Regions from separate parts of the Homo sapiens genome. Here all the other regions are linked to region 1. The links are chromatin contacts, found by Hi-C or POLR2A ChIA-PET in ENCODE. All regions are on one chromosome and are shown on one strand. Each heading gives the region's core, a stretch centred on a gene start or an enhancer-like site at or near the end of the contact. The rest is flanking DNA. Distances are from core to core; before and after follow the strand shown. Region 1 has its middle 76 kb from the start of LINC01991. Region 2 overlaps LPP (LIM domain containing preferred translocation partner in lipoma). Region 3 overlaps LPP (LIM domain containing preferred translocation partner in lipoma).

Region 1 (3,881 bases), core at 471-2,970:
AGAACAGGCTAATTTATCTTGGGATAGGAGATTTCTCTTTGAAACAGTTGCTGGGATCCTGGAGAATAGAGGGACAGTCTTACTATAGTACTTAACCGTGCTGAGCTTGCAAATCCCTAACCTGATATTTTTGCAGAATCTCCAATTCAGAAAGATTTGTTTTGGCAGAGACTGAAATTCTTTATTTGGAACTTGAGGTATCCCTGACCCATAAGCATTCGGCTTGACAGATACGCAGTTGCATCCGTCATCACTCTGCCCTAAGCAGGGCAATGGCTGTGGTGAGCAAGAGTAGGGGATCCCGGGTATGGTCTTGAGTTTGTGGCTAACACATGAGATGTGGGGAAAGCTGCTTTTCTTTTAGGGGGCTCAGTTGTTTCAACTGTCATATGTTGAGACAGCATTAATCAGTGGGCTTCAAACTTTTAAAGCCACCAGATTTTTCCCCCCAGAATGCTGTGGGAACCTAGCATGAATAAATAGTAAAAGTGGGACTCACAGCTTCTCCATTTAGCCACTGTATGTCTGTAGGGCCTCTGTGGACTCTAGTATGGCAACATTCGGATACATACCTTTTAGCCCCCAACACTGGGATTCTAAAGATGAGTAATGGCTTAGTGATAGATGTTAACCTCCTGAGGGGTTGCAGTGAGCCTGGAATTCTGGATACAGAACTGGTCAGACAGGGAAAAGGGCTGTAACAGTGTGACAAACAGTAGAATTAGAGTGGAGGGTAGCAAGATAAAGTTTTACATTTCATGGGTTAACAGCACTTTATAGTTTACAAGTATTTGCACTATAGTTGTCTCTTTTGAACTTACGCAACACTGTGTGCTCAGGCATTTGTGCAGCAATCTTTTGTGAAGCTGGATTATGTGCCTGGTACTGTGGGTTGAGCTCATGGACATAAAGAAAGAGGAGAGCATGTGAGCCTGGAGGAGCTCATCATCTTATAGAGGAAACAGGCAGGTAAAGAAATCATTGCAATTGCAAAACAGAAAAGCTGTAAGAGAGGTGCAAACAAATGTTGAGCAGCGAAGTGAAAGCAATGATTCCTTTTTCCTGGGGAGGGGAGGAAGGCATACCTACCGTGGGGCCTGCAGGATGAGTGACCTAGGCAGATAAATACCTAGGTAGAGAAAAACACGTGCACGAAGCAGTGGAGGCCTGTGTGAGCAAGGTGCGTTTGGGGGAAACAGGAAGAGCTAGGGGAAATCTGGCCTTCAAGGTATGGAAAGGCAGTTAAACAGTGAAGTTAACCTGCAGCTTAACTGGGAAGGACTTTGAATACAATGCAAAGAATTTGGACCCCATGGCCATTAGAGCCCCATCTTCCAGATGAGGAAAAGGGCCTTCCCTTCGCACAGGGACAGCCGAAACTGTGACTCCCACGTTCCTTTTGCTACCCTGTGCTGCCTCCAGCAGGCCTGAACCGAGGCAGGCCCTGCGTGGGAGAGGCCTCTGGGCTGTTTATCCTGCGCCAGTGGGGCTAGCTCTGGCAGGGAGTGGAAGTAGGTGAGGTGGGGGCTGTGGAGGAGAGGAGGAGCCTGACAACAAGGGCTACATTCAAGGCCTGCACTGGAGCTGACGAGGAGAATGGAAAGCTACAGTCTGTTGGAGCCATCCAGCCTTGGCAAAGCGGTCGGGGCCTTATAAGGAAATGTTGTTCTCTCCCAGCCGGTGGGGCTGGGATGGAGCCCTGTGCCCACAGGACAGAGCTGCCCTTGTGGTGGTAGGCTGGGGGTGCCACCCGCCCCTCTGCTGTGAGCAGGAGCTGTCAATGGGCCACTTCTGCAGGCTCAGCATTCCCTCTCAGCCCCAGTGTGCGTGTAGCCCCCACCCCTCCACCCCCTCCCACTCCCCATTGCCTTGGGCTGATTGGAGGAAAGGAAAAAAACAAAACAAAACAAAGACTTGGCAAAGTCCCAGGCCTCATTGCTGTTTGATGCCGAATTATTCGGAAAATAGGCTCAGGTCAAATTCTCTCTTTTTCCTGAAGAATGCATGAATAAGGGGATTGCTCTTTGTCCTCCTTCCCTGCCTGGCGCCCGCATCTCTTTTCCTTGTGATCACGAAACTCCCAGCACCCCACACGGCCCAGTGCAGAAAGCAAGAAGCTGAGATGAGTGGGCGGGGGAAGCCTTGTGCTGGTGCCTTTTCCACCTCCCAAGGGTAGAGCAGCAGCCACCGGAATACTCATAGGAGAAGGGTGACTCTCGGACTCCTTACCTGTGCCGGGCAGACCAGAGGGCCAGGGAGAGAGAGATGGGCACAGGGTAAAAACACAGCCTGCCCAGAAAGCAACAGAAAGTGCTCCTTGGGGTGGGCGCGGTGGCTCACGCCTGTAATCCCAGCACTTTGGGAGTCCAAGGAGGGTGGATCACGAGGTCAGGAGTTGGAGACCAGTCTGACCAACATGGTGAAACCCCGTCTCTACTAAAAATACAAAAATTAGTTGGGCGTAGTAGTGTGTGCCTGTAATCCCAGCTACTCAGGAGGCTGAGGCAGGAGAATTGCTTGAACTCGGGAGGCAGAGGTTGCAGTGAGCCCAGATCGCGCCACTGCACTCCAGCCTGGGTGACAGAGCAACAATCTGTCTAAAAAAAAAAAAAAAAAGTGCTCCTTGGGAAAGGACAGTAAGCATTAGTCAGCTCCTGGAAGGAGGGCTTTTCTACAGGGAGTGAGGAGAGATGATTTAAAGCACTGATCCCTAGCAGATCTTTCTGAACTCAAGATTGGGGATAGGAGCAGAAAAGATGCTTAGTGTGGCCTTTTGCTTTGGCTATTCATAGACCCCGTGCATGAAACCCTGGAGCTACAAGGAAGCAGGTTGGCCAGTGCAGCTCCTCACCTAAAGCTGAAATATTTTTACAGCAAGCTTGGCAGACCTTCAGCTAACCAGTGCTCCTCTAGTCATCATGGACTTAGTTCCTCAAGTTAGTCTGTCCCAAACATACAGCTCAACCCAACAAGGAGAAGTAAGTCATGGAAAGCAAGAGGAAACTTCCGTTTCCAAGGAGTTTACCATCCAGAGCAAAGCTACAAGGAGCACACAATAATCCAAACACAAAGAAGAAAGTTATGGCCAGGTGTGGTGGCTCACGACTGTAATCCCAGCACTTTGGGGGGCTGAGGTGGGTGGATCACCTGAGGTCAGGAGTTTGAGACCAGCCTAGCCAACATGGTGAAAACCTGTCTCTACTAAAAATACAAAAATTAGCCAGGCGTGGTGGCGGGCACCTGTACTCCCAGCTACTCAGGAGGCTGAGGCAGGAGAATTGCCTGAACCTGGGAGGCAGAGGTTGTAGTGAGCTGAGATTGTGCCACTGTGCTCCAGCCTGGGGGAGAGAGTGAGACTTTGTCAAAAAAAAGGAAAGAAAGAAAAAAAAAGGAAAGAAAAAAGGAAGGAAGGAAGAAAGGAAGGAAAGAAAGAAAGAAAAGAAAGGAAATAAAAAAGAAAGTTATGAGCTCTAAGAAAAACAGAGATGTCTGAGGTGAAAGAAATTGCTCTTGACTAGGTGTCCACAGCAGTAGATGAGGAAAGCTCTTATAGAAGAGATGGAATTTGGGGTGAAGAAAAGTTAAAAGTCCAAAAAGTGACATTTTGAGAGATTGTAGGGAAATGGCTTCCAGGGGGAGGAACTAGCCTGAGCAGGACGTGGTGGCAGGAAATCTTGGGGCTCACTTGGTGTCTGTGGGGAGATGGACAAGTGGATTAGTGCAACAGGGAGAGGAGGGGCTGTGGTTGGAGAATGGCTGAGCACCACATTTGGGGGCACTGAATCCCAGAGGGAGGAGGAAATTGAAGTGATTGGCAGCCAGGAGCCACCGAAAGCTTTTAAGCGTGAAAGAGATGTGACCGGTACAGTGGTTCAGCAACT
Region 2 (3,881 bases), core at 516-3,015, 420 kb before region 1:
TCTTGTGGAATATTCATGAGACATTTACCTCACTAAACTGTGTGCTCCCTGAGGGCAGACATCATATATGAGTCATCAGTCTATCCTAAAAGCACCTCTTCCAATGCCTCACAGAGTTGAGATGGAGAAGATTTGGGAAAATATTTCCTGAGTGGGTATATGCAGGAATTTTTGACAACTACACCCATAAATTCTAGCCCAATAAATTAGTCTTTAAAGGAAGATTGAGAAACTGAGTGACTACCAATTTCAAAATGTGTGTGTATGTGGTTTATGTGTGCGTGTGTGTGTGTGTGTGTGTGTGTGTGTGTGTGTGTGTATGAGAGAGAGAGAGAAGAAAAGAGAGGTTGAAAGATTGAAATAGGGAGACTCAATTGAACATCACCATAGGGATGATCTCGGCAATCACTGCTGCAGTTAGGTAACTTACATATATAAAAAAATAGCTCTGCGACATTAAAATGTGTAAGTTTTTGTCCACTTGGAACCATTTACTAGATGTGTGTGAACCTAGGGAAATCATGAAACTTTTGATTCTCAATATTTTTGTTTGTAAATGAGAGCAACAGCACTTACCTTTTATACTACCCAGGGTTGTGTAGACCAAAGTATTTAAATTTAAAAATACAACACCCTGGTTTTTCTTCAGATGGTATAAATCTTTCGCCTTTTACTGAATTTAGAAATACCATAAAAACTATAATGTCCTACATAAATATAAGTTATTTTTACTGTGAGATTATTCTTTATGTGACTTGCCCAGAAACACATTCTTCACAAACATTTAGAAGCTCAAATATAAAATATAGTTAAGTGTTTATTGAATAGATGCTTTACTGTTAACATGGCTCTTAGCACACCAGGGCTCCAAAGAGTTAGGGGTAAAAGAAAGACAGGGAGTGAGAGAAAAGCATAAGACCGTAACTAAAACGATAACAAAACAAAGTCCTAGAAGCCAAATAAACAAATATTGTGTTCTCCCCAGAATGTTTAAAAATCTTGGAAAGGAACTGCATACGGAGCCTCGGGGTAGTACTGACTTGGCATATCAAGCCCTTGTGCAACTGATTAACCCGACATTCCCCTGGGTAGGGGAGTATTACTAGGTCACTTTTTTCTTTAATGGACAAACTGTTCTCGAACAATTTGCAAGACATAAACAAGCTATTGTAACATACCAATCAAAGAGGGTAGTTTTGTCCTCAAAAATGCGATGATGTAACCAAGTCAAAACAACCGCCACCACCACAACCACCACAACCGGGCAATCAGACAAACAAACATATCCCAATTCCGTCTGCCTAGCTCTGGATGGGCTCTTCTTTACCCACTTTGATGTATAAACACACAGTCCCACATCTGCAAAGGTTAAGTCCCAGATCAATAGCAAAGTTTACAAGACCTCCAAAATCTATTGGATGTTCTTCATCCAAGAACTTAACGGTTTTTGAATTAGAATACAGAGTTCACAATATAAAGGGTTCTCTTGAAAAATCAACTTTTGTCTCTAAGGAGGCCCTCCATAAAAAAGTCAATCCTTGGGTTTCATTCACTCTGCTTTCTTCACTTCCTCAGATTAGGAAGTCATGGGATAGAAGACAGTCCCAAATTGCAAAATTTGGTGACGTGTTCTGAGCAGAAGTTCAGCCACCTTGTTATTTTAGCAGACCAGGTCGGCCAGCCCAAAGACATAATTTAGCTGAGTGAGGAACTTGTTCCCTCCTCCTGCTTCATTTGGCCAGCTGCCTCAGAAGGTCTTTCATTCTGGAGTGCAAAGGATTTATTGCTCCCTTTTATTCCTCCAGCAGTAGTTCCAGTTCACTGAGTTTCAAGTTCAGCGAGCTCAGCTTTGGCATTCAAGGATCTCCTTATGTCTCATCCTAAAGAGAATTTGTCCCAGGTCCATTTGCCAAGGACATGGTGACAGTCCCCTTCCTGGCACTTGAGTCTCCAATATTATGCTTCTTCTTATAAACAGACCCATCCAATCACTTGAGTTCCTTCTTCAGGTCTTACTGGCACTTCCTTGGCTTAACTGACACGGCACAATGTTATAAACTGACAGAATAATCATATTAGACAGGAATTAGAACAGAATAAAGAGGTCCGCTAGTCTACAGGTCAACAAGCAACAGCCAAATGGCCAAATCCAGACCACCTCCTGTTTTTGTAGATAAAGTTCTTTTGGAACATAGCCAAGGTCATTCATTTACTTATTGTCTATGGCTGCTTTTGCATTCCAGTGGCAGAAATGAATAGTTGTGACAAATACCATATGGCCTATAAAACCTAAAATATTTAGTTACCAGATTTACAGAAAAGTTTGCCAAACCTGATCTAGTCCATAGACTCACATTACAGATAAGAAAGTTAAGATTTAGTAGGGTTAAACAGACAGGAAATAAAATTTTCAAAGCAAAATACCCAGGGCAGTGCCAGGCATATGGTGCATACACACTGAGTAAATACCACCTCTGGTGTTTGACAGGACATTTCGTATTCTTTTCATATGGAAATGGACTAAAATGATTTTTCAAAGATAGCATTGTTACCCTTGAGGAATTCATTGCCTAGAAAGGAGAAAAACATATAAACAGATCATTTTAACATGATATTGTGTGTATTCGTTTTCTGTTGTTACTACAACAAAGTACCACAAGCTTGGTTGTTTAGAAGAACAGAAATATATTTATCTTACTGTTCTATAAATCAGAAATCAGTTATGCATATCAATGCACTAAAATCAAGGTGTTGGCAGGGCAGCATTCCTTTCTGGAGTCTCTCCAGAGAATCCACTTCTTTGTCTTTTCCAGCTTCTCAAAGCTACTCCTCATTCTTTGGCTTGTGGCCCCTTCCTCCATCTTCAAAGCCAGCAAAGACACGTTAAGTTTTTCTCACATCACATCACTTCAAAGACCTCCTCTGTCCTCTTCTTCCATTTGCTATCACACTTGTAATAGCGTTGGGCCCATCCTTATACTCCAGGATAATTTCATTATCTTAGGTTAGCTGATTAACAACCTTAGTTCCATGTGCATCATTAATTTCCCTGTGGCATGTACCCTAACATATTCACATGTTCCAGAGATTAAGACGTGGACAACTTTGAGGGCTATTATTCTGCTCACCACAACATACCATAAGAAGGGAAGTCTGCACATAGTGCTAGACTCAGAGTAGGAACATCAGTGCAAGGACAAGTATAGACAAGAGCAAAAGTTCTTGTATTCATCGTACCTATTTTCCAGAGTTCCTCATGATTTTCTAAGAATTTCTTTATAATTTCAGCATATTTTTAAAAAATTTAAACATATTATTTAAGATACTTCTATTTTTTAATGCATTGTTCTATTCTTTTTGTAACTATAATCTTGCTACCACATTTAAACAAAAAACCCCTATTTAATATTAGATTGAGGAATTTCAGGAAGCAAGTCTGAGTTAAGATTGCAGCTAAACAAGTTTTATATTGTCCCCATAGGATTGCTTTTCTTAGGTCCATTTTATGGATAAGGAAACTATCCCTCAAAAAGATTAGGAGCCTGACCAGAATTATACACACCAGAGCTAAAGCCTAGAGAAAATTGTTCTATCTATTTGAACCTTATAAACAGAATGAAAAATGTTAGTGCAGAGTTTTTGCAATGATTCACATAGCAATGCCATAAAGGCGGGGGGGCGGGGGGAGGTGGTGACAAAATCCATCACATTGAGAAAAATGAATGTTATGATTAGCAAACAGGTGGAGTTTACACAGCATATATATATATATATATATATATATATATATATATGTTCTGAGATGACAGAAACCACTTTTTTCAAGTATATTTAGCTCTTCAGACAAAAATATAACTGAGACTAAAAGGCATAAAAATATG
Region 3 (3,881 bases), core at 876-3,375, 300 kb before region 1:
GGCAGGAAAGCAAGGCCCACACAGGCAAAATGGCAAGGGGTGTATTTTATAAGAGCTGGCCCTCTGTGGTGGAAGGGTGATCAATATCTGGGATAGTTAAATCTCTTATTCGTTTTATGTCTTAGATTCCCTTAACATCCTATGTTTCATACATTAAAAACTAGAATAATAATGTCCACCCCACCTATCTTCATCATAATGCTCTGTGGACAGTAAGAAGAATATAAAATAGAGGCAGGACACCTGGGTCCCAGGCCTTGCTCCATTGCTGCTATTCTAGTGCCAGGATTTTGCTAAGTGGATAACCTGGCTGTGTGATAAGAGACTTTGTAGAATTTCAGCTAGAGTTCTTGAGGCTTCCTGAGAACTATCTTGTTCAAAGCTCATATTTTGCAGATAGAGTCTAGGGTTCACCAAAAGGAAGTGATTTCTCTCAGCTACACATGTCTGTGATTGATGCCCAGTTCTTCAGCCATGCCTGATATTTGCCTGCTTCCGAGTCCCACTGCAAGCTGGTTTTTGCCTGACAGAGACTTACTCTTCAAATCCTTGTAATATCTTATCAAAGTCCAATTAATAATCTTTCAAAGCCAGCTCTTGTCCCTAGTTCTATAAGAAACCTCCAATAGGAAAGAGTTCTCCAAATTCTGTCTCTCTCAAAGTATAATTACTGAGCTCACACATCACACCAAGTCTTGACTGGCCCTGAATCAAACTCACCTCCACAGACCCGCCAGCTCCCTCCTTCAATTTCTTAGCAAGCTACCTTGCTTGTAGGTGTTGAGTAAATGATTACTAAGTCACGTTGGTCTGAGAGCCACAGTTCGTGGACACTCAGCCAAGTATCTTCTAAAACATGCCATGTTGCCTGCCTCTGACAAGCTCAGAAGTGTGCAATCCCCAGAGCAAGCAAAATGGTTTCAGCCACCTCCAAATCCATCAAGCTTTTTACTAGACCAGCTGAACGTGCAGCAAAGGAGAAGAGGCATGAAGGAAAGGAGAGGAAGAGCAAAGGGCATGGACTGCAAATTGGATGAACAGCATGCTTGTGAGCTCAGGAGCACTGGTATTATCATTCCAGTTTTACAAGTAAGAAATTTGCAGTGCAGCAATTCAACAGCTGGCCGAGGGCCTCAGACAGAGTCCCTGATGGAGCAAACAGGTCTCAGTGCTGCCACCTTTTCGGCTACTGCTTTTACCACTGTGGTAAAATGTTGTATAGACAAAGTCTCCATACGTGCCATCCATGGGGCAGGCCCACTGAACCTATTGCAGAGGATAGGAGGCATCTGGAAAGAAAGAGCCACAGAAGCTACTTACAGCAAAGGTTTATACCGAGTTTATACTCAGCCAGTAATGTCTGAGTGAAAGCATGGCAGAAAGATTGATGAGACAGCGCTGTGTAACTCCAGAGGCAACCCCAGGCACTTATCAAATGGGAATTTTAAAAAATCCCTTTAAACACACGAGGACTCAGATGCCAGCACACGTTTTGATGGCCCCAGCCAGACAGCAAAGGCATATTGGCACCACTGTAATTTGTCCATTCACCAATATGCTTCCCAGAAAGCACCCATATGCTTTCTTTTAGCATCCATATGCTTTTTGAGCAAGGAAACTAAAATATTTCATTAGTTTTGAGTAATTAATAATTACTTATTTCACAATAGTCACCCTCATTAAAAAGCAAAAATAACTGATTAAGCTGCAGGATCCTGGCTTTCAACTCAGGCTTTTTAAATTTTTTTAAAAAAATTCTTCCCCTCTAGGAATTGAGTAATAGGGTAAAGCAGCCAGTGTGGAAATATTCACACTACAGGGAATGAACAGTTATCACCCACAACCCAGCATTCCTCTTGACTGAGACATCGTGGTTTAATGAAAAGAACATGGACTTTGGATCAGAAAGACTTAGAATCCAATCCCAGTTTGACCCCTTCTGAATAGTAACTTCTAAGGAAATGAAGGGTGTTAAAAAGATAAAGCCTGCTGGATCCCTTCAACCCAGTCTTCCATTATTCCCAAGGAGTGACTTCACAGCATCCCCGCCCCCCGGACCCCGCTATCTCAAGGCATGGTACAGCATGCCCCAAGAATGCTGGCAGCATGCCAGGCATTGTCAGCACACCACAGCAATAGCCTTGAAATAGGGCGAGGGCCGAAGTGAATGTTTCTCAAACACTAATGAGCATATGAACTACCTGGGGCTCTTGTTAAAGTAGAGATTCTCATTCAGAAGTTCTAGAGTATGATCTGAGATTTGCATTTCTAACAAGCTCCCATGTAATGCTGATGCTTCCGGTCCTCAGACCAAACTTTGAGAAGCAAGAGACTTACAACTGTCAAGATGAAGTTAGGAAATAGAATCTTGAAAAGCAGAACATCTGTGCCTGTCTCATTGGGCTGTGATAAGGATTATTAATCAGATGGGTGATAGTATTTCTGTATATTGAACAGTACACTGGTATAGTCCTGTTAAAAGGGTATGGTTTCAGCCACGCACGGTGGCTCATGCCTGTAATCCCAGCAATTTGGGAGGCTGAGGCAGGTGGATCACCTGAGGTCAGGAGTTTGAGACCAGCCTGGCCAACATGGTGAAACCTTGTCTCTACTAAAAATACAAAAAATTAGCTGGGCGTGGTGGCTCATGCCTGTAATCCCAGCTACTACAGAGGCTGAAGCAGGAGAATCGCTTGAACCCAGGAGGCAGAGGTTGCAGTGAGCCAAGGTCATGCCGGTGCACTCCAGCCTGAGCAATAAGAGCAAAACTCCATCTCAAAAAAAAAAGAAAGAAAGAAAAGAAAAAGGGTATGGTTTCTATTACAGACAACAAACCTGAGACCCAAGTAAATCAAGTAACTTATCCAAGGCCACACAACTAATCCTGCTGACCTTCAAATACAGGTTTATCTGCCTGTCAAGCCTATCAGTGTGAGTATATGCCAACGGAAAGGTAGGAAATAAAAGTAGATACTACTGTAGATTGCTGGTATAAAGCCTTGTTCTTGTTTTGCCATTATTCTCAGAGAGCCATTAACCTGCTGTGTGAATTTTAGTAAGTCTTACCCCTTCTAACCACCTCCATTTCTGCATCTGCAAGGTGAAGGTACTGCCATTGAGAAACTCCGAGGCGTCTTCCATCTCTGACCTGCCTTTCACTCTTCTGGCCCCCCCACACACTCACAGTGGGTCATCAGGTGCTAAGCTTTAGCTTCACACATGTGGCAGTCATCACAATTTGGCAGCATCCAAATTCTAGCTGCTCACATCTGCATTTGTGCTGATCTGTGCGTGGTCAGAAGTTATCTCTGTTAAAAGTCTCAAGCTCAATATAATGGGGGGGTAGGCCGGGAGGAGGGGAACAAAATAGATGACCCAAAGCACTGAAATTCCTATTTAGGTGAAAACTCAGTATGATCAGGGCACTATGACCCTAACTACTCTTCATCTCCTCATCTCACTTACCAAATGAAGATATTGAGAGCACTAACCTGACAGAAGTTTGAAGAACAAGAAAAAAACTGAGTTATGCATAATGTGTTTCATATGATTATCTAGCTTTTTTTATTCTTTCTTAAGGAGCCAGATAAACACGTAGTTAACGAATTATGATATGAAGTAATTCATAATGTATGATCTTGTCCCTTCCTAAAATCCCATAGTACACATTCTCTGTATTCCTCTGGGGCCCATCTACCATTTTCTACCAGAAATTTCCATGGTTTATGAACTTGCATCATTGTCTCTATTTGTCTTCAATGTTATCTCTGGAGGTATTCACATATTTTGGAGTAAATCCGGATTTAAATCCAGATTTTATATTTATTAGCTGTAAAACTTTGGGCAAATTACTCAACCTCTCTGAGCACCTAGCAATTTTC

What was found. Hi-C counts contacts between places; a loop is a spot of excess contacts on that map. ChIA-PET counts read pairs that join two places held with the same protein, here RNA polymerase II (POLR2A). Pooled maps may share reads with other maps.
Region 2: a loop to region 1 is called in a pooled map, with 4 times the contacts of the local background. The contact joins two enhancer-like sites. A Hi-C loop is called at or near these places in 4 of 50 pooled maps. POLR2A ChIA-PET finds 5 or more read pairs at or near these places in 2 of 52 experiments (PC-9 and Panc1).
Region 3: a map of heart left ventricle shows a loop between it and region 1 (2.7-fold over the local background). The contact joins two enhancer-like sites. A Hi-C loop is called at or near these places in 5 of 168 maps with a recorded cell type or tissue (PC-3, Right ventricle myocardium inferior, heart left ventricle and 1 more) and 11 of 50 pooled maps. POLR2A ChIA-PET finds 5 or more read pairs at or near these places in 2 of 52 experiments (PC-9 and activated T-cell).

Annotation. Positions count from the first base shown.
Region 1 is chr3:188,050,135-188,054,015 of GRCh38, reverse strand. No RefSeq gene overlaps it. Among named protein-coding and RNA genes, the nearest start is that of LINC01991, 76 kb to the right of the region's middle. RefSeq lists an enhancer at 849-1,821. Within about 2 kb of position 1,720, at least 21 of the 41 ENCODE cell types and tissues checked have a DNase peak (open chromatin) inside an H3K27ac peak, as active enhancers do; they include heart left ventricle, where a contact is called at or near this core.
Region 2 is chr3:188,466,720-188,470,600 of GRCh38, reverse strand. All of the region lies in intron 4 of LPP (LIM domain containing preferred translocation partner in lipoma), which reads right to left. Among named protein-coding and RNA genes, the nearest start is that of LPP-AS1, 100 kb to the left of the region's middle. Within about 2 kb of position 1,765, at least 11 of the 41 ENCODE cell types and tissues checked have a DNase peak (open chromatin) inside an H3K27ac peak, as active enhancers do.
Region 3 is chr3:188,347,060-188,350,940 of GRCh38, reverse strand. All of the region lies in intron 3 of LPP (LIM domain containing preferred translocation partner in lipoma), which reads right to left. Among named protein-coding and RNA genes, the nearest start is that of FLJ42393, 170 kb to the right of the region's middle. Within about 2 kb of position 2,125, at least 22 of the 41 ENCODE cell types and tissues checked have a DNase peak (open chromatin) inside an H3K27ac peak, as active enhancers do; they include heart left ventricle, where a contact is called at or near this core.